Regions from separate parts of the Mus musculus genome. Here region 2 is linked to region 1. A link is a loop called in an ENCODE intact Hi-C map of the cell type or tissue named here. Cell type or tissue: heart. All regions are shown on one strand. Links, peaks and the distances in the headings refer to the core of each region. The heading gives the core; the rest is flanking DNA.

The links. Peaks named below come from ENCODE experiments on the same cell type or tissue, not always from the same donor. Only the 100,000 strongest peaks of a DNase experiment are listed, where the experiment ranks them.
Region 2: it touches region 1 in a loop (2.0-fold over the local background); 5 of 42 quality-filtered maps call a loop at or near these places.

What each region holds. Positions count from the first base shown.
Region 1 is chr19:38,562,715-38,579,322 of GRCm38, forward strand. The region is part of intron 1 of Plce1 (phospholipase C, epsilon 1); the gene reads left to right. Among named protein-coding and RNA genes, the nearest start is that of Plce1, 47 kb to the left of the region's middle. In heart, for the core only: no CTCF peak of the experiment used is centred there; no DNase peak of the experiment used is centred there.
Region 2 is chr19:38,632,517-38,649,124 of GRCm38, forward strand. The region is part of intron 2 of Plce1 (phospholipase C, epsilon 1); the gene reads left to right. Among named protein-coding and RNA genes, the nearest start is that of Plce1, 120 kb to the left of the region's middle. In heart, for the core only: a CTCF peak has its summit at 10,222 (motif pointing left); a DNase peak (open chromatin) is centred at 7,465.

The sequences.
Region 1 (16,608 bases), core at 5,745-13,744:
AGTGCCCCTAAGTCCCATCTCCTCATTTCCCGTCCCCTCTCTACCTTCAATTACCTCTCTCTCTCTCTCTCTCTCTCTCTCTCTCTCTCTCTCTCTCCTAACTCCTACCTGTCTTTGCAACCTCCTCTTTCTGTAAAGCCGTCTTTGATCACACTGGCTAACAACAGTCTTTTCCTCATGATGGCGGTGTTGTATGTGCTACATGCCAGGCACCCTACTAAGCACTCTACACCCACTCTGGCACTTATGTTTGCCCACAAACTGGGAGGACATGTTCCTGTGTCCATTCCACAGTGAACCCAGTTAAATGCAGAGAGGCTGCACAGCATGCCCAGACCTGTCATCCTGTCAGGTGTGTAAAACTAACACCTCTGATGCCATAATATGGTCATCCAGGCTGGAAAAACCCTGTGCAATCTTACTCCTTTCTTTCTCTCTGAACCCACTCATGACTCCAGGCCCCAGAATGTCATCTTATGGTATGGCCACACAATTGTGCCCTTTGTTGTTGCTCCTTGGATCTTGATGTCATTATTCAGTTCTTGAATTTTGTTCTTGAGTTTGATAGGACCCTCAGTCTCCACAGTTTTCCTTCATATCCCATTGTCTGTATCACCCTTCCATGTCTGTGGGATTCCTGCAGATATCATCGCCCTGCATTCCCATTTGTTACCTTTTGCTTATGAATAAGTAAGGGACGTTTCCTGCAGCATCAACAATGACATTCATTTGTTTTTTTGTCATACTGAATTCCTAGAATTCCAGGAAGTGACCCTCTTCTTTGAGCTCTCCACAAAGGTATCCCTTTACCTGACGGGAACACTGGGTAGCAGGATGGACATGATGAAGGCCCATGAGATGCTGTAGAGAGAGCCAATATACCTTCTCTCACTACCCAGCCATCCTGACATTTCCAGGTACAGAGTCTCTTCTGTTGGATGGTACCAAGAGTGCCCTTCTCTCCAAACTTCCCAAACTTCCTGCTCTGGGGAACACATGCCCTTCCTGGCTTCATTTTCTTCCCCCCTTGTCCAGTTCTACACATGACTCTGAGCATCTTTTCTCTTCTCTTCTCTTCTCTTCTCTTCTCTTCTCTTCTCTTCTCTTCTCTTCTCTTCTCTTCTCTTCCTTCTCTCCTCTCCCCTCCTCCCCTCCCCTCACCTCCCCTCCTCTCCTCTCTTCCCCTCCCCTCCTCTCTTCCCCTCCTCTCTCTCTCTCTTTCTTTCTTTCTTTCTTTCTTTCTTTCTTTCTTTCTTTCTTTCTTTCTTTCTTTCTTTCTTTCTTTCTTTCTTTCTTTCTGGTTTTTCGAGACAGGGTTTCTCTGTATAGCTCTGGCTGTCCTGGAACTCACTCTGTAGACCAGGCTTGCCTCAAACTCAGAAATTCACCTGCCTCTGCCTCCCAAGTGCTGGGATTAAAGGCGTGCGCCACCACTGCCTGGCATGACTGAGCATTTTCTGAGAGGACCTCCCTTTACTCCCAAGCAGTTCACAATGACAGTTTATCTTTAAATGGACGGTATGCTTCTCTCATAGCATTGCATTTATTTCTATGCAGTAGCTGAGGATGCCAAACAGTATTTATATTGCATTTTCTCTGAGCGAATACGGTCTTATTTACAAATAACTGCCTTGTAGGTATGTGCGTGCTATGCCTGAAGTCGAGCAGAGCTCAGTGAGGATGGGTGCTTATCCTGAGTGGCGTCAAGGAAAGTGGGTCTTGTGTTAGCTCTCAGACGATGGACAGAAGGAAGTCAGAAACGGAGATGTGCCTAGGGGAGACAGAAATACAGAAAGAGTGGATAGGGGACTGTGAAGAGGACAGTACATGCCAGAAATTTCCACCACTCGATGAAGAGGAGCCAGCCAACTGTTTCAGTTCACCGACTCTTTCTGCTCACTCCCTTGAAGGTTTTAAGTCAGGGGTGGCACTCCTGGGCATATTTGATGCTGTGGTCTGCGTACCTCACCCACAGCAGATATTACTCTAACAAATCATAATACTATCGTCTTCATCCTATAGCATTTTTACCATGTTAACCTGCCTGTTGGGGCTGACATGCAACCCAAGATCCCTTTGTTTTATGTCCTGGTTTTAGTCAACCTGGTCAGGTTTTACTTTAAGTAAAACCATTTTATGTGTCACTTTGTTGAATGAAAACTTGAAATGAGCGTTATAACAGCATAATATAATTATTTGACTACAACATAAGAGCATCCTCTTAGCATGTCTGCTTCACAGTGATCTTCTTTGGGAGATGACATTTGGCCCATTTACCCCAGGCTAATTGCTTCGATTCTTCAGATCACAATTTTGCATCAATCAGTTCTACTTTTTTCAGAACTTAGCATTGATTTTCCGAAAGGATGCTTTTCAAAATACCAAGTGAAGCAATTATATTAACAATTTCTAGTCCTTTCTTATCAAGTAGAAAATGTGTCCCTTGAGATCGTGGGGTCTGCTGTACACACTGTTTTCCTTTAGGATAATATGAGTGCTGCCTTTCCTGGCCTCTCTTCTTGTCCCCTGTGAATCTCATTTTTTCCCTTGCCCCTTTCTCCTTTCTCCTCTTGGCCTAAATCTTATCCTTTAAGAACTGGGAACAATGGCTCTGGCCACATGTGTGGCAGAGGATGGCCTTGTTGAACATCAGTGGGAGGAGTGACCCTTGGTCCTGAGGTTATTTGATGCCCCAGTGTATAGGGGAATGCCAGGGCGGAAAAACTAGAGTGTGTGGGTGGGTGGGGGAGCACCCTCATAGAGGCAGGGGGAGGGATTGGATAGAGGGTTTCTGAAGGGAAGACCTGGAAAGGGGAAAACATTTGAAACATAAATAAAGAAAATATTCAATAAAAAATATATTTGGTTTCGGACCAGGGGTGGCGAGGGGCCGGGGAGGGAGAATAACTGGAAACAAGGCTGACAAGATGGCTCAGTGGGTACTAGCAAGTGGCACATGTTCGCCTGAGCCCCCACTTCTCTCTCTCTCTCTCTCTCTCTCACACACACACACACACACACACACACACACACACACACACACACACACACAGAGTTCCCAAACCCCATCCTCATTTCTGAAGTCTGCCTTTCCCCAGAATGCTGTATTGTGTGGTTTTGAGCTCACTTTTGCTGGATGCTAATGATTTGGGGACCGGCCATCTTCTCCAGCTAGACTCAGAGACCCTTCAGGGCAGCCTGAGCCTGTTCTATCATTGTCCACCACAGTGTAGGAGACAGTGACATCCTTTCCCAATGGTGGATGGTAATGACACACAGAAGCAGCAAATTATCTTTACAGCTCTGGGATGCTGGCGTTTATCTTCTCTTCCTAGGAATTGCTCTTCATGCTGCTTTACTTGAGAAAATATAATTGGTGTAAAATTAGATGGCAAATCCATATTGGGGAGCCATTCATGTGGAAAGGTGACAGCTTGTTCTGACTTTAACCCTGGCTCTGGCTCTTGCAGTGATAACAGCAATGGTATCCAGCTGTTTCTAGCAGAGTCTACCTTCCCTTGAGTAAAGGGAGTACTTGGGGCCTCTGACTGGAAACATGGCATGTCATGGGACAAATATGCTGGCATTTCTGTTAGGACAGCAGGTGATATCCTCTTCCTGAGGGAAATGGGAGAGACCAGGCATGTGGAAGGACCTGCATCATGACCTAGGATGAAGGGCCACACTGAGCCTGTATCCTGCTATCAAAAGTTCCTTTCCTCTGAAACATCACTTTTTGCCTCATATTGTAACTGGGTGCAAGCCAGTGCACTTACTGTGTGGCAAGAAGAGTTGGTGTCCACTTCCTGAATCAAGCTAAACTCTCAATTATTTAGATTTTTTCCCCCAGAGGCACTATGAGATAGAGGCATTAGGACCTGGCTCTATGGGAGAGGAAACAGCTGTTCAGGGAGGGTAAATGGGATGCTTGATGTCACTGGCTGGTCAGTGGTAAAGTCTGAAAGCAGAATCCACATCCTTCAGACCCTAGAGCCTATAGTTCTCCACCTACATGCTAAACTGCTACCATTTCTGCCCGGGAGAGTCCCATAAAAGAGGTGCCCAGGGGAGCTCTGGATCTGAGGGTCCTGCTGCCTCATCCGCAGGGCAGTGCACTGTTTTCTTTTTTCCTACCAGTAGATGGAAATAGAACTGAATGTTTCAGCGAGTCCTAGAAGGATTGCTGGAGTCTCTCCCTCGGAGCAAAAGGAGGGGGAGGAGAAGCAACAGAAAATCCTTAGGAAAAGCTACAGTGAGAGGATGGCTGTCAAACCTGAGCAAACTCCCTCCCCCCACCCCCCACACCCCTGGCGTCATGCTCTGATGATGGTTTTAACCTCTTAGAGGCCAGGGAGCCGGGAGCAGCCTTTGGCAGCTGTAGAATCTTGTGAGCGTTGCTGGACACTGCCAAGTAGGGGCTTTCTTTGTGCTAACCAAGGTCATTTTCTAAAGACTTTGTCCTCCATTGTAAGCTGCTGCCCTGGGAACACAGTCTTCCCACAAGTTTGTATGTCATGTCATTTCTAGAAAGTGTGGCTTTGAGAAGAAAACAGCTAAAAGAGTATATGAGTGGATAAAGAATAAAGGGACACCTGGTCTCCTCTTGTCCAGTTGTATTCCTGAATAATACTTTACATAGACATTCAAACTCTTTCTATGCACATGTGTTTACCATGCACTGATATTTTTAAACCATGTTATAGCTGCCGAGCTGCACATGCTTACGGCATAGAAGCACCCTTGAATATTATTAGTGTTAGCTGGTTCCTTTCAGCTCCGGTGGTTTGACCCTGGGTTGGCACTTGGGCAACATCTGGCGACATGAGCTGACAGGCACTATGTACTCATATCTAGTGAGCAGGGGGAAGTTGCTAATCCTCCTACAGTATGTAGGTCAGTTCCCTACAGCTAAGAATTTCCATGCCTTACATGTTTGCGCTTTCTGAGACTTCATTTCTGGAAGATGAAGATGCAAAGACAAAATGTCTGTGGATAAAGACTTCATTTTTAAGTTAAAAAAGAAAAGGGAATGATGGGCTGTTGAGTGGCTCTGGCGATAGAGACGCACAAGCCTGACCTCCCGAGTGTGATCTCAGCAACCCACTCCCAAAAGTTGTCCCCTGACCTCCACATACACTCCGTAGTGTGTGTACACTGCACACATGCACACACACAAACATGATAACAGTAATAAAAATTATATTCACATTCCATACATCACAGATCTCTCAACCAGTTTCCAAAATCAAAAGAACTCGAAGCAGAGGTGTTTAAAGTTCATAGTAAACAAGGATTGTGGTGGCAGACCTTAATCAGAGTGGATACAAACCTCTTTATTCCTGTCAGTGTGCAAGCTTACGGGTCTCCTTAATTAACTTAAGGACATTTAAACCTTATTTAAAACATTAACGGTTTGTGCTGGGGGTTGTCACCTCTGTCTCTTGAGGGATAATTAGACAATATACAGGCCCTTGAGACATATATACTTTTTTTAATTGAAAAGCAAATCTTATAGATTTTGAAGTTTTTGATAAACGCCATTATGAGATAAGTCAATTTATGTTGAAACATTTTCCCAGGAATTTAGCATAGCACTGCTCTGCAGGATTTAGTCCCTAGAACCCTCGCGTGTAGAAACGAGCACACACGAGTGATGTTAGTGACTTTCAGCATTTCAAACCCCCTCAGGCTGGGGACCTGGTTCCCTGGTACAGCATCTGCTTAGCATGTACCAGGCCCTAGATTAGGTCTCCAGCTCTATAATAAACAAAACAGAACAGTCGCCCTTTGGAGATCAGTTTAATCCATTGTTCAGAAGGTGATGGTAAAGTTTCTAGATCTCCACTCTTGCCACTGTCTTATGGTTTTCCATGCAAATTAACAGTATCCCCCAAGCCCCACAAACGACATATTGAACATTGTCTCTTTCTTATTTAAAAGTTGGTAAGGCCTAGGACATATTGAGTACTTATCATGTTTCATATTTAATACTTTTTCCAAATCTGGTCTTCAAAAGTTCCTGACTTCTGTGGAAGGTAGTCTTATTTTTAAGAAAATGAGCTTTTTTGGAACAGACTTACTTGGGTATGTTATCTGTCTGGGACAAGTCAGAACCCCAGGCTGTAGTTCTGTGGGGGTGTATCACTACATGTGATTTCCAAAACACTCACCCCGGGGCAGACAGTTTCAGTATTTCTGTATTGGTGGCTATTAACTCTTTTTTGGGGGGAGGAATAAAAATTATTCCAAGCTGTATTTTCTTTCAAGAGATTGTCCTTGGACTTGAGGGGAGTCATCAAATTTCACTTGAGTGGAGTAGATATTTTTATCAGAATACTAAAATAAAGTCACTGGAGCAAATCTGAGGTTACTAAGCTCTGCCACCCCAGACTCCAGTGCTGAGCGTTATTTGAAATGAGAAAACATCAGTGTCCCCCTGGAGCCTGCATCTGATGTGATATTAAGGAGAGCTCCCAGATATATTTATTTCTCTTGGTTTAATCCCAAGAAGCTGCTGGAACTGTCAGTTTCCATTACGAAAGCGGCAGGTGTAAAAAATATTATCTTCAGTTCTCTACAACAGAGCCAATCCAAGAACTTTCCAGAAAAATGAAAAATCCCTTGCCCAAGCCAAATATAATCTCTAATTGTGAGTACCCCCCCCCACCCCCGTGTGTGTGTGTGTGTGTGTGTGTGTGTGTGTGTGTGTGTGTGTCTGGGCGTGCACGCACATGCATGTGTGTGCATGTACTTGTGGGTATGCGTGCATGCCTCTGTCTGTGTGTGTGTATGTGTGTGTGTGTGTGTGTGTGTGTGTGTGTGTGTGTGTGTAGCAGCTTTGTGCATTCTCTTGCCTTCTAGCTTTAGGGGTGTCTCCAGAAACCATAAGCAAAGGGCATTCCTGTCTTCAGTAGAGTCTTCAGGGGCTCATCCACTATCTCATGAAACTCAGTCTACTGATGTGTTTTCAAACAAGTACACCATTGATGTTACGTCAGTGACCGGGAATACCAGGTATGAAGTGTGTACAGCTAGCTCAACTCTGTTCTCCCTTTGCTTGGTTAGGGCCCTTCAGCCTTGGGAGTTATGTTGGGTTCTTTGGTCTTTAAGGAAGACATAAACACACTACCTTTGATCTCTTACCAAGATTCTCTTCCTGGCAACACCCGTTTAAACCCTGTGTTTAATTTTAGTTCATACCCACAAGAGAAGGCTTTAGGCCAGCTCAGCCCTCCCCTTCACTGTGACTATCAGCTGCAACAATTCCATGAGTGGCTCACGCTTGTGGGGTTGGTTGGGCATTCGGTTAAAGTCAGACGAAAAATGATCTGGGTATTCCAAAGTTCCAGTCAGTCTTTGTGTGAGGCATGAACAAGAAAGTGCTGTGTATCTCTGGATTCTCAACTGTCCCTCTACCTCTAGATTTTATTCATAGTAATTTATTTTATTAATATGTTTTCTTATATAATGTAATATTTATATTTTATATTATGTTGTATATTATAATTCATTATATAATCTATAATACATTATATTATGTAATATTAATAACATATTAGTAATATAATATTAATAGTAATAACCACAGGTGTCTCTAAAGTGTTTCTTCGCATTATTCTCCAATCCCGTCTACTGGCCGGCACACACTTCTCCAGGGTAGTCTGCTTCTTCTCATCTTTGCCCTAGCCAGCTTACTCAAAAACAAACAAAGAAACAAACAACAACAAAACAAAACTGACATCTACAGGTGCTTCTCTAGACACAAAGTTGTTATTTTGTTTTTTTGTTGTTCTTGTTTACTTATGTTTACTCATTGGGAATTTTTGAGCCTACAGGAAAAACAGAAACTTAGAGCCAACAACTAAGTACCACTGCTTAGACTTACAAGTGTCAATGTTTTTCATTTGTCAGAAAACAAAACAAAACAAAAAAAGCAAGCACAACTTTTCAGGAAATAATACTGATATAGAGCTGCTAGGAGACCCATTCCTTACTCTTCTCCCTCCCACCTGGGCAAACCATTATTCAGACAATTTCTAGGTGGGCTATGGGGAGGCCCCTAGTCAGATAGCAATAGGAAACAACATTTTATTTTGCTTGCAGGTGGGAAATACAATTTCCTTCTTGTTTTTCCTGTCTACTACTAAGGTTGAACATTTTTCATATTTATTAGTTATATGACCTGCTTCAGCAAATTGTTTCTTTGTCCATTACCTGTTTGATTGATTTTACTATTGGGTTTGTAAAAGTATCTGAATATTTTGATTATTCCTTTGCCTCCTATATTCAGATAGCTACTTCCAGCCAGCGCATAACTTGTTTCCTATATTTGTTTATACACACACACATAGTAGATATTTAAAATCCATTTACTTTTTCTTTATGGCATTTGTCATAAATACGTATATGTGTGCATGTGAGTGTCAAGAATTTCTGCCTTATCCTACAGCAATAAAGATATTCTAAAAACATTTTTAAAGGTTTTCTTTTCACACCACAACCTTTCATTTATCTGGAATGTACTTTTATAGTTGGATAGAAATTTATTTTGATTCCCAAATTGATTGGCTCTATTTCTGCCTTTGCTGTAGTGGAACAACTTGCTTGTGTGTGTGTGTGTTTTCTTGTCTTATTGCTTTGCCCACTGTCTCCAACATTAATATTAAATACACACGTCCTCAGCTTTGGCTAACTCTCACCGAATCAGTCATAGCAATGTGGATGTTATCTCAGCTTTACAGATGATGTGACTAGAACCACATTGCAGAACCACACAGCTAATGGATCAATAACACAGTCTGAATGAAAACCCATCTGAGCCATGTCAGAGTTTAGCTGTTTATGCCCCTCGGTCACTGCTGACGTGGGAGGAGCTAACCCTTCTCACCTTGCCTGCTTGCGCCCAGATTCTGTTGCTAATAAGGAGGGGGAAATGTTATGGAATTGATGCCAGAGAAGCACTTGCAGTTAGTCTGAACAAAACTAATAGACATTGTTTAATTTAGACCTGCCAAAAGTAGATCAGAGAATCTTATTAAGTATGGAGTCATACTTATTCCAGTTGGTGTAAGCATTCACTCAGGTAATGTAATCACATCTCAGTGGAAACTCAGAAACAACGGATCTTCATAGCGTTAACATTCTGAGAATGAATAGAAATGTCTCCCTCCCTCCCTCCCTCCCTCCCTCCCTCCCTTCTCCCTCCCTCCCTCCCTCCCTCCCTCCCTCCCTCCCTCCCTCCCTCCCTCCCTCCCTCCCTTCTCCCTTACCTCTGTCCTTCACAACCTTCCCAGCCTCTGATCATAAAAACGCAGGAGCAGCTTACAAAGGCAGGCATAAAACAAGGCCGCAGATATGCTAAAATCAGGGCAAACGGAGTACACATGTGGCAAATTAATAATTCTTCCTTAGAGTCGTTTCTTAGTTTGACCGAAACACAGCCTTAAGCTTCCTAGCAACAGAAGCGAAGAAAACCTGTCCAGCTGTGCATTTCACAGTGGGCACGAGATGGAAATAGAATAGTCGCTAAGGGACTACCCAGCATGTCCTGATTCAGAGACTGGAGGGAAACGTTAGGGCATTGGGCTACAGGTGGGCTGCACTCATTAGGGTCTTCTCAGTGGTGGGAACTGATTTTGCATGATCTGCGTTATTCTAGGCAAATTCCGCCTCCTTGAGGGAAAGATTATTCTTTATTGTGAACAGTACCTAAAACAATAGGTGCTCATAATATGTTTCTGGAATGAATGTTATTTATACCCATCTGTAAAAAAAACATTGGCTGAAGTAACATTTGTAATAATTATAGCTCTAGACATTATCAATGAACTACCTAGAAATGACATTTTAGGAGGTATTTTTTTAGTTCCATGGACAACATCATCAAAAATAACTCAATATTTTAGTAATAAATTTAGCAAAAGCGGTGCACAGCTTACCCACCGGAAACTACAGAGCACCGTGGGAAAGCCAGTGGGGAACCGGGGAACAAATACACAACAGCAATTCTGTATGAAGCACAAAGGCTGAAACTTTGGCTGGGTGGCTTTTTTGGTTCTCTGGCTTGATTGAGTGCTGTACTTTAAAGTTGTAAGAAGAGGGTGTGTCAGGGCCAAGAAGTGGGAGTGGGGGGAAGGGCATGGGGGACTTTTGGGATACCATTGGAAATGTAAATGAAGAAAATACCTAATTTAAAAAAAAAGAAAAAAAAAGAAGAGGGAATGAAGACATAGCTCAGCAGTTAAGAACATTGGCTACTTTTAAGGAGGCTGTGAGTTCAAATGCCAACTTATAACTGTCTGTAACTCCAGTTCCAGAGGATTTTATACCCTCTTCTGGCCTTGGTGGGCCCCAGGTATACATGTGGTGTACAAATATACATATAAGCAAACACTCATAGACAGAAAATGAAATTTTAAAAGATTGAATTATAAATAAAAAGTTAATGTAACATGCACACACACACACACACACACACACACATACACACACACACGCTGCTCGGCAGCCTTAGTATCAAACTAAGGGCCTCAGGCATACCTGGGATGTACCTGCTCTCCCTTTCCCCCACCCCCAACCCAGCTTCTCTCCCAGCCAAGAAGAGCGTATTTGGATAAAATAGAATCATGCTATATAGAAAACTGCTTCAAATGTTTAACATTCATCATTACTGATAACACACAAATCTGTATTCGGATAGCCCACGAATTGGTATTCTCATACATAAAATAGGTATCTGCTATCATTGTTAGCTGATTGTTATTCAGCTTATAGCATGTGACTGTCACATTTCTGAACAGCTCTGAAAATATTATCACATTTAATGCCCCATGGAGCCAGGGAAGTTAACCATTTTGCCCAGTGCTACTCTCTAGCAGAGGAAAGACCCAGGGGCAGGAGCAGGAGCAGGAGCCCAGGGCCTGGGCAGTCCATGTGTTCTTTACTGTCCTCCCCTGATCTTCTTTCTGACTTCATTGTGGTAAACCCTAGTGTCCAGTGACTAGCTGGAAGCATTTGACTCATAAATATGGAATGAGAATATATTTTGGGAGTCTTAATGACACCATCAGGGTACCACAATTAAACAAGTGTCCCCATTTTAAAATAACCTTTCCAGGTGGCAATCTTAGGACGTCACAATAATCACATACAAACTAGATGTGGTAGATCCCACCTATGATGGCAGTGCTTGGGCTATGCCTCCAAAACCAACCAAACAACAACAAAAAAATCCAAGCACAGTTTGCAAGGTATTTGCCAAATGTTGGCCTCAGAAAATGAACTCCTCAGACAGAGCCTAGGCACTAACACGATTGGCTAACAGTCCTTGTTTCTACCTCCCAGACTTTCATTGTCCCCCGGGGAACTGAGGGGTTTGTAGTTAGGACCCTGGGCTGTAAGGTCCACAGTGGGGTTCAAATCCTGCCTTTATAACAAAAGTTCAGCATGTTGGAAAGATGAAGGAGACTGTCTGTGAAGATGCTTGGAACTCTGTGGGGTATGCAAGAAGCTTTTAAGACTAGAAGCAGGTCAAACACACGACCTTGTAAGGCTGGACTTGAGATGAGCAGTGCATTTGCACAAGAAGCCACTGCCATCCATAATGCAGAGCTCTGAGTGGTAGCGCATGCCTTTAACCCCAGTACTTCAGAGGCAGAGGCAGGCAGACCTCTTAAATTCAAAATGAGCCTGGTCTACATAGAGTTCTAGGGCAACCTGAGCTATGTAGAGAGACTCTGTCTCAAAAGCACTGGACAGCAAGCTGAGTCTCTATTCTCAGACTACTGTCCCCTATGCCCTGTGGGCTATTTATTCTTCTACAAGAGCAGGTGATTGGGGTAACAGTTGCCCTGCGATACACTAATACAAGCACCCAAAGTATTAGTCTGGACTAAAGGAAAGATGTTTCAGTGTCCTTTACTGAAGATGGGTGTCAGTGTGGGTCAGGCTGTCCATTATGTTCCCTGGTTCTGGAGACTCTCAGTTTATAAACCCAGTGCCAAGAAAACTGTCCACAATTCTGCGTGAATCCTGCCGTTGATTCCAGCTGGACAGTTTCAGGGCTACACCTTGGGTTGTTTAGCTTAGCATTCCATCTGCTAAGCACCTCAGGGCTGAACGCGGTGGTCCCTAATGGCGGGTTTCCTCAAACAACTCAGGCCTCAAAATCTGTCTTAGAAATAGGTATTGTTTGTGTACTTTAATATAGAAGCTGTACCAAGCTTTTTTCATGCCATAAGTAAGATCAACTATTCCTGCAGAGTGACACTGTAAATCAGTATAGACCTGTAGGAACTCACCTCTTTACTGCACTCGGCACCCACAGTCTGGTGTCTCTTCTCTTTCCAGGAATGCTATAATAACAGCTAGATTGCTAGGGGCCTACCCGGGCACCAGGTGTGGTTCTAAGCTTTTTTTGTGTCCGTGTTTACATATAACAACCTTGTGCCGAGGAATCGTTTAATTGCTTTTGTTTAAAAATGAAGAAAGTATGGCAGCTCACTTAAGGAGTTCAGCAAGGATTTGCAGCCAGTGAGATACCATCTCTATTCAGTAGAGGGGGATAGGAGGGGGGAAGTCAGCTTAGATCGCCCCAAATTCCCTCATTCTTTGGAATCTTACTAGCAGGAAGATATTGTCCAGCAACCAAGAACAAAGAGAAGAAAGGAACGAGGAACCTATGCCTACAGAGGTCTGGGAGATCCTTGTTGACTGTCCTGAGACCTGCTCTGAACTGATGTGGTTCTGCTGGTCTTAGGAGCCTTTGGGATTTCAGAGACATCATCCCACTTTGTAGTATGTGTGTGGTAGGCCTATGCTTGCTGGGGTATCCCAAGATCTTGCAGACTTAGGCATGTTAGGAGGTCACGTTGACTATAGAGCATTCTATATGTTCATTGACATTCCACAGGGGTGCCTGGGTTCCAGGATCGGTAGTAATGGAAGAACCAGTCAGCCCCTTTGATTGCAAGACTTAACCAGCTCCTGGGTGGTAGTATGTTAGGTAGGTACCCTATGCTCATCCTTCTTAGCTCTCAATGCAGAACTGGCCACATGGGTATGTAGCACACTATAGTGGACAGTCATGGCCAGGCTGATCTATGGCATGGCTGAAGATAAACTGGCATTTATTAAGGTGCAGCCTTAATTTGGTCATATTGCTCAACCGCAAAGCTAGTCAGATCCAACATGCAGATGTCTCGGTGTGACTTAAGTAACATGACAACTAAAAAAAAAACTAGACTGCTTTTAAAATTATTTCACTCTGTCAACAAATATTTATCGGGAGCTCTCACCACCACTCACATGCCAAGAAGCTCATGGATACTGTGAGAATAGCCTTGAGCAAGTTGATCAGACCTTGGAATAGGATGCTCAGGAGGGAGGGCGATTATGTGGGCCTCTGCTTCCAGTGTGGGCAGCTACTAGGCTGGGGAAACCTGGTCCCTCTGGATCTTGCTGGCTGGCTCCACCTTCAGCCTGGAGGTTATGTCCTTGCTCGAATCAGGTTTTTTGGACTCGTCCTTTAGGAATTGCCTTTGCAGCTGCTCTGAGCCACACAGGAAAAACCATCTCACTGTGTTATTTTATAGCCACACCTAGCTTTGTGACCAAAAATGGTATTGCCAACTTGGTGACCCACTTTGTTCTCCAGAGTTGCCTCTGATTGACTTGCCTGTGAGCCAGAACTACATCCACTCTTTGAGGTTGGATATTTACCACTGCTGAGCCAATTATCAGTAATTTGGATCATTTTGAAGTGATTTCTTACTGACTCTCACGGTGCTTTCTCTCCGTGGTAACACTGTGTCCAATTTCTCTTCTACCTCCTGCCTCTCTCTTTCCTGACAGTTTGGAATCCTTGGGAGGGTTCCAGGGCCATACATCCACATGTCCAAAAATGTACACTTACTAAAATTGAACATTTCATTTCTGAGGAAACTTTTCAAGTTGGTCTCTCAGAATTGCTCTAACAAGAACTTTTTTGGGATAATGGGCAATGTAGTAGGTTTTAGAACCTCCCAGGCCTGGCTTCAGTGTCTCTTTCTCAAATGTTTGATCTATGTAGCCAGTTATTTCCCCTGGCCTTAATTTCCTCATCTGTGTAATGGGACAGTAACACTTCCTTGACAGGTGAGAATTTTCCATCTCCTAATGCAAATCCTCAATGGAATCAGTTATTATTATTGACACATTGGGCTGAAACCTCACATAGTGCATGCATTCAATCTTTAAAAAAATAAAAATTTATTTAGCAACCACTTCTTTTGAAATCATGTACACGCAAGCTGAAAGACTGAGGGTGTAGCTCAGCAGTGGAGTGTGTGCTCAGATTGTGCAAGGCCCTGGGTTCCATCCGTAGCACCGAAAGAGGAGGGGAAAGATGGGGTGGAGAGGAGGAGACGAGAGCCAGGGGAGGATTATGCTGAATAAACTCTAGAGCCCATCCCAATGTCACTGAGACCCAGAAAGAAAAGTGGATCGACCAGGGTCATGCAGCTGGTTGGCATGTGACAGAAGAGAACCAGCACAGAGCATTTTATGTGGCTTCTGATTTCTCTACCTTTGGAAGCCCTGGCTTCCTTGTTCACAGGTCAAGAACACTGAGCCAGGAAGCTTCCGAATAACAAGGACTTGAAGTCTGCATTTGGGGAGAAGTTAGCACACACTTCCCACATCTTTGTGAAGTTACCCTGTCCCTTTACAGAGTACAAAGCACGCCACGGTTGTGTCTCTCACGAAGCTGGCAGGAACAGTACAGGGTGGTGGCCAAGACACTGGTCAGACACACTTGGTCCTTCCACCACACGGCAGCTTGCTTCCACCACACGGCAGCTTGCCGTACCTCTCTGAGTTTCGGCTCGTTCGTCTGCAGAACAGAAACATCAGTATCGACTCTTAGAGTCATTGTGAAGGCTATAGGCAATGCTACTACACAAGTGATGTTGTCTGGCATGTGCTGGGCGCTCTCTAAAACTGAGTATTATGATCAATGACACATTTTTAAAAAGTCTCTCTATGGCTTCCCCGTTATCTCAAGCTAATATCTTACTAGCTGTGAGATCTTAGCTGGTCTTCCAAGCAGGTGATAGATGATATGGACCAGGTCTTTCCTACCCTCTCGAAGCTCTTTCTCATCCAGAAGCATGAGACCCTTCACCTCTGGTGTTCTACCTTTCTCAAGGATGATAACATCCTGAACGGATGGATAGAGGCTGTCCGTCAGAAGCAGAGTCACAGCGGGGAGGGAGGTAACTCAGCAGGTAAAGCCCTGAGAAGGCATGGGAATCTGAGTTTAGCCCCAGCATACACATGAAAAAGCAAAGCACAGTACTTGTCATCCCAGGGGTGGGGAGGCAGAGACAGGCAGGTCCTTGGGGCTTGAGGGCAGCCAGCCTAGCTTCATTGGCAAGCACCAGGTCCCAGTGAGAGACCCTGTCCCAAGGAACAAGGATCTGCATAGTGCCTGAGGGACACCATCTGAAGCTGACCTCTGGTCTCCATGCTTCCACATACACATTTGTAAATCCCATCACCCCCAACCCCCCCCTCCGCATCGCACCCCCCCCCCCAAATACACAGAGGATTAGGAACTCTATCCCTGAGTTTCCTCGATTATTAACAGACACAGGAAAGAAGTAGAATGTTGACTTTAGCAAACACTGCCATTCCCAGGAGATGCCGCTTTTTTGAAGGCATTGCTGTCCTTGGGCTCTGATATTCTGCTTGTATCATCACTACCTGGACACTATGTTCTTTGTACATCAATATACTAGGCTTTGCTTGCTGCTATTTCCTATTATTGTTTGACTGAGCGTATGAATAGTTGAGTTTCCCATTTCTGTTTAGGAACTATGATATACTTGAGACCAGAACAATTCAAATGAACCCCAAAACAAGAGGCCAAATTAATATAACTCAAGGGTAAGTCCCCCTCACCCCTCACTTCAGTGGAGAAATTGTATTTCCTGGTAGGTCTTGACTGCTCTGTCTCTGGGTCTCAGCCCTCCCTCGATTCTGAATCTTACATCACTTCGTTTCGGCTAACGTAAACACTCATCACCCTGCATGCTGCAGGATTCTTCTCCACCAGCTGAGACTGAGCCTCCTTTGCTCAGTCCTTGTGGTGATGAATGGTTGCAGAAAGAAGTACGGCAGGAAGTGTCCTTGCACTGATGGAAGAGGTGAGGCGGCTCCACGTGAGATTCTGCAAAGAGATTAAGATTTGGCACCGGGCTGGGTTTCTATGCAGCCTCTTAGGCAGAGAGCCCCAGGAGAGGGAAGCAGAGTGTCAGCTGGGGTTTGCACACTCCCAGCCAGCCTTGAAGGGTGGTTGGTTCTTTCCTTTCTCTCTCTCTCTCTCTCTCTCTCTCTCTCTCTCCCTGTCTTTCTTTCTCTGGGGTACCCAGATTTGCCTTATTAAAGGATGAATCTGGATGCTGGAGCTTTAAAGGAGACCAGGTAAGTGTTCTCATTATCTGATGTCCCCTAGGATTCTTAATGGCTGGAATCAGGCTGCTTGCTCCTTCCCTGGTGCAGTTAGTAGCCAAGTAGAATTCCTCTGAGACATTTTGCTGAGAAAACCAGCAAAGTTTCTTTCAATGTTAT
Region 2 (16,608 bases), core at 3,080-11,079, 67 kb after region 1:
CCATTATCCCTGCTTGGCCTGGTCAGCAGGTGCTAACTCATGTACAAAACACATCAGCCTCATTTTCACACCTGCTGCTGCTCAATTTCATACCTGCCTAGCCCTGCAGACAGCCACATTTGTCGAGTCTTACATTACGTCGTGGTTGTCTCTTGTGCTGGGGAGTGCTTCAGTTCCAGGATTCAGGAAGTTAGACCAGGAGTTGGGGCAAAAAGGAGACAAACCATACACATGGGAAAGTTGTCTTGACACAGGTTTGCACATACAGGCTCCCTGGAGATCCAGAAGAAGATGTGTGAGATTGTGAGGGGATAATGTGTACAGAACCTGAGGAAGTGGCCCAGTGTCACAGCGAGAGGGAAGAGCCATTTGGCTGACTGATGAGGCTACACAGCAAAGAGTGAGAAAAAAAACTTGGCCCTAATGCCTTAGAGAGCCCATGCAGCCTTTTGCACATTGGATTTTAGGGAAGTCCTACCAACAGTGAGTGGCCTGTGACCTAGAGCCTGAGTGGCAACCCCTGTGAGGAGAAGCATTACCATTGCAATCCCAATTATTCCTGCATTAGGATTGGGTGTGCTCAGAAGGAAGATGTAAGAGTCAATGTGAGCCCTCTTAGTTTGAGTTGGCGTGGAGCAGTGGTTGCAAAAAAAGGACTAGTTTAGAAAATTCAGCACCACTGGGGGAAAAATGAAATATAATGAAAAATACAGCTGGTTTAAGAACGGGGCATTTTACTACAACATGGCACTCTTGTGAAGAAAAAAAAATCCGCATCTGTGCCAATAGCATCTACTCTGAGTACATCTGCGTGCTTCTAGCTTATCTGCCTCAGCAAAGCATCTGGGAGCAAAATCTCCTTGGGACTGACATAAAGCATAGATCTTGCCCAAATGTGGAAAACCTTTAGGGACGCTAAAACCATTAGGGATCTGTAACCCTGACTTGAACCAAGCAGAATAAACAAACCCCTGCCCAAATTGGAATTCGCTGGATGCCTTGCAGAGCTATCCAAGGGGAAAGGCTGGAGCCTCCAGGGTCTTTGAGTGGGTTAACATCTTGTTTCAGTCTTTCGGCCTGAGTCTGTTGAGAATGTGTGTTTCACTCCGTCCTTTGAAATATTGTAACATCCTCCTTGCCAACCCATGGATACTTGGAACTCTGAACCAATAATATATACTTTTTTCCCCCTTTGTGAAAGTGGGGTGTTAAAACTAGATTAGACCTAGTGGAATTGTGATACAAATTCCAAGGTTGGAAAGGCTCCAGAGAGCATTCACATTTTCCATGGATGGAGTTTTGCTACAATCCCAACCTCTATTTCTATTGTCAAGACCCTTTGTCACTTTTCCCAGGTTTATAGGTTAGTTTTCTATATGCACAGCGGAGAGAAACTTTATGTATAGTTTCTTTAGAATCTGTTCACCCCATTTTTAAAAAGAGAAGAAGAGAAAACTGGACAGGCAGTTTGGAGACTTGTTTCATCAATAAATAGTCACTTTCCTGCCTGCTGTGAGCTCTAGACTGTGTTAAGCACTGTTTGCGAACCTTAGAGGGAGCTGGTAAAAATGAAAATAATGTCCTGATGTTTATGACTCATCAAAAGGTAGAGATGAGACATTTAAATAGGAAACAGGGCACAGAGCAGCTCCAAACTGAGCCCTCAATGGCTACAGACCCAGAGCTCACAGGAACATGGTTTGAATTATTCTAGAGCTACATTCAGCCCTTATTTAACTCTGATTTACCTGCAGGAGATGGGTGTTACAATTATGGGAAATACCTACATCTATCTGCTCAGACTCTTTTTAGCTAAGGATGAAACAGAAGAGAAAAACATTCTTCTCAACTCCTGGAACTGGTAATTTAGTTGACAGAAATGACTACGTGAACAAGTGACTATGTTGTTGTGTGATGACACCAAAGCAAAGATCAGTAGTTAAGAATGTAGGGTTTAGGGGGAAAGAAAAAGTAATAAAATACACATGACATGAATGTAGAGGAGGGACTTTTGGGGCGAGAGGAAGAGGACCAATAAGAGAGAGCAGGAGGCAGGAGTCAGTGGAGGAGCGGAATTAATTAGAACAAAGTATAATGGTATATATACATGATATATATGTGCCATATGTGGTATATATTATATAATTATATTATATTATATTATATTATATAATTATATATATATATATTAATGTACTTAAGTACAATGATCATATGTAAATATGTGAAATGTCATAATGAGAGTTTTTACTTTGTGTGCTAACTTTAAAAATAATTTAAAATTTAAAAACAAATATATTTGTAAGCATTTTTTTAAAGTGAGATATGATGAGACTTCCAAGTACATTCATAGAGTGATCTGGGAAGATCACTTAAGTCCTCTCTTCCTGCATTTAGAAATAGCACAAGGAAAGCTTTAGTGGTAGGATGAGTCTCAGGAATGGGGATAGCAGGGAAGGAACATAGAGGGCTTGGGGGGAGGTCTCTGGAACAGTGGTTGGGCACTAGGCCATGGCAAACCTCAGGACAGGGATTTAAGATAGCCACCCTTCCTGGATCTTACCTTCAGGGTCCGTTTCTCCCATCCATAGCAGGACCTTCCACAATTCCAAGGGGTATCAGCCATGGTCAGAACTTTCCCTGCCCTAGGTCTCTCCATCTTCCCAGAGAACTCAGGGGGTGCATGTCTGTGTGATCCTGCTCTGACTCAGCCCTGAGGACGATGGCAATTTTAAGGGAGAAATTCCATTTCCTATAAAACGAAAGAACACTTGGAAGGCAGGGAGAATGGGAAGATGGGATAGGAGAAGACCAGTGAAAGGGAAGAAGGAAAGGGGAGAGACCATGACACGTAGATTCACTGAAGCAGACATGTTCCAGAAAGCTCAGATTCCAGAGACCACCTTATCAAAACCCGACTCACAGACCCAGCCTTGTGAGTGGAGCTCATTTGTCAAACTTCAGCTCTTCTCCTCCCTGCTTCAGACTGTACGTATATAAGCTGTCTGAGAAGAATCTGCCTAAGTGGCTGCCATGACTGCCTTGTCCCTTCTGGAACCTACTAACTTACCCCACAGAGGACTCTGGGTCTTTGGTCCCTATGTCTGTGTCTATTCTGCTCTACAGTGGGGTCTAATAGTGAGCCCAGAAGGTGACATCATCAGTTTGTTGTGGTGTCTTAACCCACTTCACTCGACTCAGCTTTTGAACCTTTCATCTAAGCTAATCAAGAGCACAGACTCTTAAACCCAAATCAAACAATATACCTACCATTTATTGACTGGGGCACCATCTGCCATTCACTGTTCTCAGTGCCTTACGAACACCAACCATCTTGTAACTGGAAATGCAGTCCCAGAGCTGGCAAGTCTTTGACTTCACCTGAGGCATCAAGAGTCAGGAGATGCCTTTTTGATGTTTGCAATAGAATCTCTCAATGATAATATTGACTTGTTTATGCCACTTCATTGCACAACTGTAATCTTTTCTCCCTTGCCTGTGGCACCAATCCCTCAGTCTCAGTTTCATGATCTACTTTAAAACATTTCAAATTCCCTGTGCTGATGAAGTATTTGGAGTTACTCTTCAATGCCCAGGGTCTACAGTCAGCAACTACGAAACACAATCCAAGTTCTAGTGGATTATTATCGAATAGAGAAATCAGAGCTGTGAGATGAGTCCCTTCAGGGCAAAAGATCACAGTAACTACATTGTATTGATCAGCTGTCAGAAAATATATAATCTCCTGGTGACTTTTATGTTTACATCTCTAAGCATATCTTCGAGCCTTGTTACTCAGTTACTCTCTTCTCCAAACTGAATTGTTCCAGCCCACAATCTGAAGTCCTATAAGGCTTAGTAGGTCCCCCTAGACTGTGTGTGATCTCTCTCTCTCTCTCTCTCTCTCTCTCTCTCTCTCAAAAGGGAAATCCCCATAAAAGAAGCATGTGCCCAGTGAATAACTTACACTTCAGTGGAATGAGGGAGCCACATAACTAGTGTGTATTAATGAGCTGCTTCATCCTTTTCCGACTCTCATGTGCTTACACAAGTGAATATTAACATGTGCCCAGGGTCTAGGGTCACCTGGCTGGGGTTCACACGGAAGCATGCAACCCTTCCATTATTGGCCTGGTCGCTGTGCTATTTCAGTTATGTTCTGTGTCATTCTCAGAACAACCTAGTGATGTGACTGAAACTAAAACTTTCACACTTGAAGTTGGTGTCCCTAAAACACTATTAAAAGAGCCTGAAAAAAAAGGAAAAAGACCTGATATCTTTGAGCCCTGTTTCTCAAAGTTATTCTCTTCTTGCTCCAAACTGGATTGTTCCAGTCTACAATCTGAAGGCCTGTAGTTAGGCTTAGTAGGTTCCCCTATTTTAGATGACTGTGCGTGGTATTTCTCACTCTCAATGGCACTAATAGAAGGTGTGGCCCTGTTGGAGTAGGTGTGTTACTGTGGGTGTGGACTATCAGACCCACGTCCTAGGTGCCTGGAAGTCAGTCTTCTCTTAGAGGCCAGCAGATGAAGATGTAGAACTCTCAGCTCCTGCACCATGCCTGCCTGGATGCTGCCATGTTCCCGCCTTGATGATAATGGACTGAACTTCTGCACCTGTAAGCCAGCCCCAATTAAATGTTATTCTTATAAGAGTTGCCTTGTTCCTGGTGTCTGTTCATAGCAGCAAAATCCTAACTGAGACATAAGTTGCTACCAGGGACTAGGGTTTTGCTGTGATAGGCCTGACCATGCTTTTGTTGGAAGAGTATGCATTTTGGGACTTTGGATTTGGAAAGCAGTGGAATTCTTTAAATGGGGCTTAATGGGCTATCCTAGTAAAAATATGGAACACTATTACTGAGATTTGAATTGTGCAGACCTTGCCAAGAGGTTTCAGTGAAGAAGAATTTCAGTACATGACCTAGAGACTGTTTTTGTAGTATTTTTGGTGAAGAATGTGTCTGCTTTTTGCCCTTATCTGGAGTCTACCTGACGCTAAGGTGAAGAGATTCAGATTAATTGCATTGACAAAGAAGTCTCAAAACTCCCATCATAGACTTTGTTCTCTGGTTAAGTCTCATGAAAGCATTTTAAGCAAGTGTAGCAAGCTGAGAAAGGAAAAATATAAAATATATGGTTTGAGTATTAAAAGGACATTAGGAAGTAAATTGGAGCTGAATCCTGTGTTCTAGGAGATAACAGATTAAGGGAATGGTACTTTGGGGCAAGATCCTACCCAGCTCAGTTTAGATCCAGGCATGGTGGTACACACCTTTATTCTCAGGAGATAAAGCTAAGCAGATCTCTGAGTTTAAGGCCAGCCTGAGACAGAGCTAAATTCTAGGTGAAGAAAAGCTCAAATCCAGGGATAGTGGTATACACCTTTAATCCCAGGAGATAGACATGTAAGTCTCTGAGTTTGAGGTCAATTTTTAGAGCAAGATCTAGGATATCCCAGCTTAGGCAGTGAAGGAATTGGAAAACAGAAAGCTAGTGATAATGTAATAGAACAAGGGGGCCATGTTCCACCTTCTGCAAGCAGCAGAACTCAGCAGCTTTGGCCATGTGGCTCTGGCTTTAGAGTGAAAAAGAGAAGAGACTGCTGGGACAATTATACTGATTAACTGGAGCTAAGAAATTAGTGGAAAAGAAGAAACCAGCATCACTGAGGTAAAATCTTCTGGGAAGTGTTTTCTGAGAGTACAAAGAAGCTAGTTCCAGAGATAGCCAAAATTATACCTTATGCTGCAGCTATACTTGGTAATGTGTTAGAGTCACCCAGGTGGTACTGGTTTTGAAGGCATGAAGAAGTCATGAAGAACATCTCAGGCTTGGCATGGAAGTCCACTGGTGAAGGTGCAGCCTCAGTTGTAGTTGATGGCCCAGGGCTGAAGGAGTCATGCAAAGGAGTTGAGGCTTGGCTCCATGAAGAGAGCCAATGAGAGGCTATTGATGAAGCCTAGTTGTCATGGAAACCCCATTGTATTTGAGATGCCAGTACCATTGGGTGATCAAGAACAGCAGCACCAGTGGATCAACCCGAGCTCAGAGCAGAGGGCAGAGCTACAGAACTGATATCAACCCTTTGGAGGAGCCCAGATCATTTGTGCATCCCAGACATTGAAACAAGAAGCTGTAACACTGAAATTGCCTTGGAGACACCACGATGTTCAAGATGCCAGAGCCATGGACTATCTGCTGAGGAAAGCTGCTAACAGGCAGTGGAACCAGCCCAGGGGAAAGAAGTTTGTTGCATCAACAAAGATGACAAAGGAGTTGGAGATCTGAAAACCACTTTGACATTAGACATTGGGATGCAGAGTTTGGAGTTTGACCAGCTGGTTTCCTGTCTTGCTTTGAGGATTACGGTTAAGTGATTGAATGAATCTCAGAAGAGACTTTGACCTTTGGACTTTTAACATTGTTGAGACTGCTATAGACTATGGGGACTTTTAAAGTTGAACAAAATGTATTTTTAATTATGTTATGTTTAGGTATGGTTCCCATAGACTCATATGTTTGAACAAGCCTATGGGGGCCAGGGAGTGGAATGTCATGGTTTGCATATGCTTGGCCCAGGGAGTGGCACTATTTGGAGGTGTGGCCTTGTTGGAGTAGGTGTGCCCCTGTTGGAGTAGGTGTGTCACTGTGGGTGGGTGTGCTTTAAGACCTCATCCTAGCTACCTGGAAGCCAATCTTCTCTTAAAGGCTAGCAGCCTTCAGGTGAAGATGTAGACCTCTCCACTCCTCCTGCACCATGCCTACTGGAATGCTGCCATGTTCCCGCCTTGATGATACTGGACTGAACTTTGAACCTGTAAGCCAGCCCCAATTAAATGCTGTTCTTATAAGGATTGCCTTGGTCGTGGTGTCTGTTCACAGCAGTAAAACTCTAACTATGACAGCCGTGGAAAGTCTAAGCTGGCTGAGAAGAATCCCTGATATAACTGTCATAACTGTCATGACCCTTCCAGAACCTTTCCATTGAACCCATGGAGGTCTCCAGGTCTTTGAACCCTTGGGCAGTGTGTATTCCACCCTACATACACACACACAAGATACATCGGTAGATGTGAAGAGCTCAAGAATGTTGACATGTACCATTCTCCTGGTGATATTTTGCACTCTAAGCGAGGAGCCACAAGAAGTTTCCAGATAAACATCTCTACCCAAAGAGCTTGATGATAGGGCTAAAGAACTCGGAAGTGGACAAACAGGATTTGAACTTGGGTCCATCCTGTCTTAGAGTCTATACCCATGAGCACTCTTTACTTGACATGGAACCTTAGGAGGATTCCAGTAGATGGAGGCATCTGTAGCAATCAGAGGTGCCAGGACTCTTGGGCTTTCAGCCCTGGCTTGCACAGTGAGCAGTGGCTGCTGGCCAGCAGGGACTCACAGACACCAGATGCTGGCAACCCGGACTGTCCACATCCAGCTGGAGGAGCCAACACTGTTCTTGTGTGTTCTGCTTGAGCCCCAAAGAACAAAGCCAACAGCTGTCTTTTCAGGTCCGATGGCTGTTTTATACCAAATCAGAAAAAAACTGACCCCAGGAAGGAAGTGTGAGGCCTCTCCCAGACTTGTATAAATGGTGTTGTTTTCTTTACACAGTCCACTGGGCTGGTCTCCAGCCTCCTCCTGCCTGGCGTTGCCATCAGGGACATCATCTCACAGGACCAAATGGCCTTTCTGAGCCACTACACTTTGATCTAGTGAATTTATAATATTTCCCTTATTCTTTTGTAGCATAGAACAATCAGCAGCTGATATAAACTCATGCAGGTGGAAGTTAGGGGAAAGCTGAGGCCGCCGAAGAGAAAGGACCAGCCCTTGAGACTAGAGGTTAATGGATAATCACAAACATGGCCCAGGACCTAGAAGAAGAAATAAGAAATGCGTCTGGGCCTTGGAGTCTGAGAAAATGAAGCTGTTGGATTTATTTTGTAAATGAAATCTAGATGGAATTTGATTGCCTTAACTCTGAGAGGCTGGAATGTCCAGATTTGGTCACAGTAAGAAGTTCAAAATCAGAGTTGTATATTTGTAAGCCATTTGTTTAGCTGTGATGGTTACAACTTATGGTGAGCCCTCTTAGGAAAAGACTGTGATAAAGGAAGGACTAAGGACTACAAACTCAGGCTGAGGAGCAGCAAGGTGGCCCAGAATTTCGTATTATGGCCATGGAGTAAGTAAGAAGCCACAGTAATATAGTGGTCTGACCTAGAACTCAAGCAAAGCACATGATGTTAAGCATGAAGCTGTAGAGCCCCAAGCTTCCTCCATGCAACAACCATATGATGATCTGAGTGCGTCCAGCTTGAGGTTCCCAAATATATCATCGGCCACTTTTTTTTTCGCTTTTTCTTAATAGCCGTTCTTTTTCTATTTAAGTGGAATTTAGCTTTGTCAGTAAAAAGCCTTTGCTTAAATCATCAAGCATAATCATGAACACACTGGCTGCATAATTTAAATATAAAATAGTCTCTGCCCATGACTAGCACATTTATATTATCTAGGTTGAATTCACATAGTATGCCTTCTAGTTGCTTTGTTACCATTTCTGTTCAGAAGGAGGAATGAATAATCTTGAGTTTGCAGATAAGTTAAATTCTGGTGCCCAAATCCTGAGAAATGGTTAAGAGCACGGACTTTGGAGCCACCAACATCTAGCTTAGATTTCAGGTTCTTCTCACTACCTATGGCTATTTGGACAATTAGCTGGTGCTCTCTGACTTTGCTCAGCTATAAGATGGAATGTTACCCTCCCTTGGTAAGATTAAGATGCCTTAATTTTTGCAAATAAGAAGCGTAGTGCTTAGCTGAGTGGGAGGCTTTCAAATGTCAGCAAGAGCTATGTTATCAGCGCCATTCTTTCAGCCTTCTGGGGGAAAGCAATAATGTCTCTAGGTCCTTATGCATTTTTCTCATTAAGTGACATTGACTTATTTCTGCAGTGGTCTGTTTGTTCTAAGTCAGAAACAATAATCATAGTTTACCTTTATTCTGTAGAGCGATTTTTAACTGCTACTCACTGTCACAGGCTGAAAATATGAGTATGATCACAATGATGATAAAGAGGGGTTTTTGCATTAATATAAATATGTGTGTATTCCTTTTTCAAAACTCAAATGTTTTCAAAATATCAGATTGTTTGTGACTTGAAGACATGGTTACTGTTACATCTAAATTGGTCCTCTCTTTTTATCTAACACCAAGGCTAAGTTAGAGCCAAAATTTCAAATAGAAAATAAACGTTCTTCTCTGATCAAAATTAAACACATAGTGTTGTCAGATCAAAATAAGTGCAAACTTGAGCATGAACTCCAACCCATTTAGTATGCTTATCAGTAAAATAATAGACAAACCCACATCCTTCCAATAGCCACAGAGGAAGCATCTGACAAACTCTAACATCCTTTCCTCGTGTGTGTGTGTGTGTGTGTGTGTGTGTGTGTGTGTGTGTGTGTGTGTGTACATGCATGTGCATACATGGAAACATCTTCAAGCTGGTACATCTATATAAACTGCTCAGCTAAGTCTATGCATAGTGATGGAAAATGCCCAAACAGATAGTCCCACTCTAACGTTGTACTGGAGGTTCCCATACAGGGAAACGACATGAGACTATGAGGTAGAAGGAATCCAGACTGGAAAAGAGAAGTGAATCTACTATATTCAGAGATGCCATGATTCCATGTTTAGATAGAGTCATGCAGTACACCAAGGCAGTACTAGAACAGGGAGTTCTCAGTCTACATGGGCATTTTTCCTCTTTCACTGTGACATGGAATATAATAAACACAAGCAGAATGCTTGTCACAGGGTTATGAAAAATATATGTTATCATCTACAAACAGCATGGACTGTTAAAGAGCCTTTTAAAAATAAAGATAAGATTAGGTTTAGGGTTAAAGAAATGCATAATGTGTGGGGATTTTTATGTTAGAAAAAAATTATGTTTTCATATCCTAATTTTATAGTCTCTCTCTGTCTCTTTCTCTCTGTCTCTGTCTCTCAGTGTGTGTGTGTGTGTGTGTGTGTGTGTGTGTGTGTGAAAAGTCACAGCAAAAATATTAGGAGAGAGCTGGAAAGATAGTTCAGTGATTAAGAGCATTGACTAGTCTTCCAGAGGTCCTGAGTTCAATTCCCAGCCACCACATGGTGGCTCACAACCATCTATCCGTAGTGAGATCTGCTGCCCTCTTCTGGTATGTCTGAAGATAGCTACAGTGTACTCATATACATAAAATAAATAAATCTTTAAAAAATATACATTAGTAGAAATTTTAGTGAGTGAAATATTGGTGATTTTAATTCTGTTCCTGATTGTCTTTATCTTTTCTGTAGTCATGCATTATTTTGTCAGAAAGCAGGGTCAACAGAATGTTTCCTAGAATTGAATATTGTCCAGTAGTTTTTTCTGAGGGTTTTCTGTCTAGTAGACAATTTCATTTAACTATGTTTTAACTTTAATTCTAGAGATTATTTTATTTATTTATTTATTTATTTATTTATTTATCTATTATCTTTTTCATGTGCACTGGTATTTTTGCCTACATGTATGTCTATGTGAGGATGTCAGATCCCCTGGGGCTGGAGTTACAGATGGTGGGGGGAACCGAACTTGAGTCTTCTGGAAGAGCTGCCAGTACTCCCAACCGCTAAGCTATCTCTGCAGCCCCTAGAGATTATTTTAAGTTATGATTTGGAAGTAATAATGCTTCACTCATTTTACGAATTCATCTTTGTCAGGGGAGGCTGCAAACAAGCCAGACACCTTCTTTGTTAGATCGATTTTGTTACTCTAAAACCAATAACAAGAAGTAATGGGGAAAACTCACACCAATTTACTAACCTTCTCTAAGCCTGTCACTTCCCTACAGAAGCAATTTCTAGCTCTGCCTGAGAGTTGGTGTTTTTAAGACAATTTTAACTTTTTTCTAAAAAGAAATCAATGTCCTTCTTTCTGTGCCTCATTTTATATAATTGGAAGTGCGCCATTAGATACTGCAACTGAGAACCTGATATTTAGCTTTTTAAAATAAAGTAACTGTTTATGAAATTCACTCAGTTTTTCAGAGTTAAAAATAGAGTCTATACAAGAAGGTTTTCCTGCTTTCTTCCATAAGTCAAATAACTACTTTTCAAAAGGAAAATTTAGTCAATCATTTAATGTATTAGTGTTTTGCCAGCCCATATTCTCTGCACCGTGTGTGCCTAGTACCTGGGAAGGTCAGAGGAGGGTACTGGATCCTGGGCACTGAAGTTACAGACTGTTGCAAGCTGCCATGGGGGGAGGTTGGGAACTGAACCTAGGTCCTAAGAAAGAGCAACACATGCTCTTAACTGCACTATCTCTCCATCCCCACCAATATTTATTGGAAAAATATGAACACCCCAAAAACTGAGCCTGTTTTTTGATTGTGAGAATATTGGAGTTTTGTTCTATGGATAAAATTTCCAGAAACATTTTAATGTGTTTTTTTAAATACTGTTATTTGTACATTATTTCAAAAAAACAAAAAACTAAACTAAGCAGAACAGAACTCTGTGTCCTGGACAGATATGAAAACCTAGGCCTACCATTACAAATCTCTCTGCCCCTCAATGACATCGCATTTATTGTTTTATGTTTTCTTTTTTCATGTAAACTCATGAAAAACTTTCCATTTCAATACAGATTAATTTACCTCAGTCTATGTTTTTGCAAGAATATATGTTAGATAAAGTACTAGAATTAAAATGGCTAAGGAGACATGCCTACAATCTTGACTCATCTTGACTTGCCTTCCAAGCCATGCATAGCTAGCTCCCAGCTATTGACAGAGTGGGAATGATAGAGTTTCAGAAGCAAAGTCATAAACAGGGTCTCCTGGGGTTTCTTCATATGTCCTTTAAAGTTGTGGTTGGAGATTAGAGAGAGAGAATGCCTTCTAACTTCAGACTCTATAAGGAGAAATCTAACTCTCCAACTCCACTTCTTACCCAGGAGGGAGGGAGGGAGGAAGAGAGAGATAGACAGACAGACAGACAGACAGACACACACACACACACACACACAGAGAGAGAGAGAGAGAGAGAGAGAGAGAGAGAGAGAGAGAGAGAGAGAGAGAGAGAAATTCACTTCATAGAAAATCAGGAGACTATGTCTCCTCTGCAAAAGATCCCTCAAAATGATTGGTGTGAAATGGGCGTATTTCCAGAGTTAGAACAAGGTTAACATTTTAACCCCATCTCTTTAGAGCACTGTTATCTTTAAGAAAATGGCTTAATATTTCCTGTTCCATAGTCTATGGAATGGAGATTACCACACAGTACATGTTTTCTATGAGAATAAAGCCTGTTATGTAATGCTAATAATATTAATATTTGGAAAGGGAGCGCTAGAGCGAGTAGCTATTATTTGAGGTGCATTCCCTGTAAGCACCGTGACAGGCAGAGAAATGAACCATAAAGAGGTGAAAATGAAAACTTGGTCCAGCTTGACTTTGTCAGGCTGAATTAAACGTTGAGAGTCTGACGTCAGGCAGTTGGTTGCCAGCATATTTAAAAACAGTACAGTGTGGGGAAAGTGTCCTGGTGTACTACAATCCCTGGTGCACTAAAAGGCATAATAACATTGAAACTCAACTTAAAATACATGTCACTTCTTCCAAGAGAGGCCTCTGGCAGGATCTGGCATGGTTTCAGTCACACAGATAACATAGAGATCGTGTAGGCTATTAGCCATCTCTGGTCCTGGTTGTGGGAGCTTGGGGTAACCTCTGTCTAAACAGATAAAGTAAGGATCATTTAGACTATTAGCTACCTCTGGTCCTGCTGGCCCTACAGATAACACAGATCACAAGGCTATAAATCACCTCCAATTCCCAGCTCTCTGGGTGGAAAAACAGGTTTTGCATCCCTTCTTTTGAAAGGGCAATCTGCATGCTTAGCATTCCTGGTTTCCCTGGTGATCTGTGGGTGCAAGGACCTTCATGCTCCCAGCATAGCCAAGCCAAGAGTATCCTGAGTGGCTATGCTTTAATCACTATTATAGAAAGTGCTACCATCTTGGTTAGCACACACTCCCTAACACTACACCTTCCCAACCCACGTTTATCTAAAGTTTGTTTGAATGATTGTTTTGCTTGCATATCTGTGTGTGTACCATGTGTGTGCTTGGTGCTCAATGAGGTCAGAATGGTGCATTAGAACCCACTGGAGTTAGGTTCCATTGTGAGCTGGCGTGTGGGTAGTCGGAACTGAACTCGGATCCTCTGGAAGAGCAACGGGTCCTCTTAACTGCTGAGCTACCTCTCTAGAACCAAGAAGCTCTTTTCTTAACTGCAGGATTTCTCAAACCCTTTAATAATCCCCACAGGGAATATGATGTGCTATCACCAGCAGCCCTCAACCTTGCTGTCTGTCTCCACATCCTTTACAGAGGGATCAGTGTCTCTTCACGGTGTCTCATTACCCTCAGCTGTCTACAACGGGTTAGCCAGGGCCTTCAGATTTTCTGAAGTTTATGGTTCCAAGAACTTCTCCTGGGCGTCTGGGAATCTGTGTGCAGAAGGCAGGGGAGAGTGGCTGTGCCTGCTCAGGAGACAGTAGTTTGTCCCTCACGGGTGAAGCCTATTTTAAGAGATAGGGTATCATTGTAGAAAACAAGGAAGTACCAGAATATGGGTGTGCTCAGGAAGAAACAAGTATGTGCGCATTTAGATTTCTGGGTCTCATCATCTATCTAAGTTGCTCCTTGCCTTGGGGGATGAGAAGTCCAGGCCAAACCTTTCTTTTGTGAGCTGTTACTCCAAAAAGCTTCAGCATCCTCAGAGAGCACTCCGCTCTCTCCTTCCTCTCTGGTGATCACCAACGAGACTTTGTCTGCTAGGACCATTCCCCGGGGCAATCTACAAGAATCTGAATCAGGCAGAAAGACCCAGGGGATGATCTACACTTATGAGTGTGTCCCAGGAGTTACTCTCCGTCTAGTACATTTTGAAAATCTCCAAGCCTATAGGGGTTGCATGACAGAAAACAGTAACTTGTTTAGCACAAAATCTCGCCCAAGTACCTCAAGCTGAGGTTCAAGAACACCAGCCACTTCCACTTTGCAGAGTGGTTGTTATTTCTTTTTTTTGTTTTGGTTTATTTTTTTCATTTGTTTTTTTGTTTGTTTGTTTGTTTGTTTGTTTGTTTGTTTGGTTTGGTTTGGTTTGGTTTGGTTTGGTTTGGTTTGGTTTGGTTTGGTTTTTTGAGATAGGGTCTCTCTGTAAAGCCCTGGCTGTCCTGGAACTCACTTTGTAGACCAGGCTGGCCTCGAACTCAGAAATCCGCCTGCCTCTGCCTCCCGAGTGCTGGGATCAAAGGCGTGCGCCACCATGCCCGGCGGTTGTTATTTCTTAATGAAAGAGAATGAGTTTGTTTTTTCCTTCTATGCTTCACGTGGTCATCACAGTTCCAGAGTAATGCCATCACACTGGGAGGAAACCATTGCTCGGGTGACAGGGAGATACCACAGCTCTTACTCTGTATAAGGTTGGAGCCATGTGGTTGTGCCAAAGACCCAAGAATCTAGCTTATCAGCAGTCAGCTCTGGAATTAGCAAAAGGGTGAGTTAGAACCTGAAGATTCTGGCTTCTGGCTGAGCACTCTGCCTCTCTACACTAAGGAGCCATCGTTTGCGTGCTCAGTGATTAGAGGCCGGCCTTCAAGTTGAACAGTACCTCTTAATGGATGCAAGAAAAATGATGTCAAATTTGTCTGTTCATTTACTACGTGCCTACCGTGTTCTAGTCTAATTCTAAGCACTCTGATATTAGGATTTAGTAAATAAGAAAAGATCACTGCTCGTACAGAACAGCCTTCCTTAGAATCTAAAAATAGTTTAATATTAAAAAAATTAATGGATCACAGGGCCCCCAGTGGAGGAGCTAGAGAAAGTACCCAAGAAGCTAAAGGGATCTGTAACCCTATAGGTGAAACAACATTATGAACTAACCAGTACCCCAGAGCTCTTGACTCTAGCTGCATATGTATCAAAAGATGGCCTAGTCGGCCATCACTGGAAAGAGAGGCCCATTGGACATGCAAACTTTATATGCCCCAGTACAGGGGAACGCCAGGGCCAAAAAGTGGGAGTGGGTGGGTAGGGGAGTGGGGGGGAGGGTATGGGGGACTTTTGGGATAGCATTGGAAATGTAAATGAGGAAAATACCTAATAAAAATATTTTAAAAAGATATAATTTCTCTAAAAAAATGAAAAAAATAAAGTGAGTAAAATATCTTTACCTTTGTTTGAACCCACTATTTCCTGTAAATTATTAATCTATGTTATGCTTTGTATAAATCCTGTATCACATACTTTAGACAGTTCTGACTTAAAACATGGGGAATTCCTATGAATTCACAAAGGGCCCACCTGAGTGTCTGCAGGCTACAGCACTACAATTGAAGAGACACTTCAGGCTGAGGGAGAGAAGCCTACCTTCTGGGCCACACTCAAAGAGGTCATTTTATCTGATCCCTCCAAGTAATGTGACAAACAAATTGCTTCACACTCACCCAAATCTCTTGTAATGCGTCTATAAACTGGGATGTCAAGGTGACAGCATGCTGAATAATGAAGACATGGGATTTGAAGGCAAATAGATCCTGTTCAGAGGTCAGCTCTGACTTACTGCTTATGTTACCTTATCTGAGCTACAGCTCTTGGGAGTCAAATCTGGATGATAATATGGAATCTCCTGGGAGACGGTGAGATGGCTCAGCAGGTAAAGGTGCGTGCCATCAAACCTGGTTACCTGAGTTCAATCCCTGGGACTCACATGGCAGAAGGAGAGAACTGACTCCTGCAAGTTGCCCTCTGACCTCCACGTGTGTGGTATGGAGCACACTCACGCCCACATACATTTAAAATAAATATAAAGGAATAAATTTTGAATACTGACTCTCCTGAATTTCCACAGAAAGTATAGGTACCTTTTACTTGAGCAGAGAATCGCAATTTGGAGTTACTTTGTCTCCCGGTGTCTGTGTCTAGACTGTGATAGTCTCAATATTCAGCTGTAGAGTGAGCATTACAGAAGACTGGGTGGCTGAGCCTGAAAGTGAGGTAGATAATTTTAGGTTGAGTTTTGGGTTTTGAGCGAAAGACCTGTAGTTCAGTTGGCCTTGAACTCTGTACCCTCCTGTTTCCATCTCTCCAGCCCCAACCCAAAGCTAGGATTATGAGTAGAGTAGAGAGTAGAGTAGAGTAGAGTAGAGTAGAGTAGAGTAGAGTAGAGTAGAGTAGAGTAGAGTAGAGTAGAGAATGAGTTGCCACACATAGGTGGGGAAGATAGTTTTATTCATCAGAAACTTTCTAAGATGGTTTTTGCAAGAGACAGCGTACACTCCCTGTGGGTGCTCAGGTGAGAGAGAAAGATTAGGAGTGGTGAGCTCCAGGTCTCTAAGGCAGCATCAGGCTGTGTAGAGGGAGGTGGCGATGATAGGCTGATGAGGTAGGAGAGGCTAGCATGTGAGGAGGAAGGCTGTGAGCAGGAGGGTCCAGCAAGGATGAGAGAAGGAGGAATGTATTACCTGCTCAAAGCATGGGAGCTGGTGATAGAAAACTGTG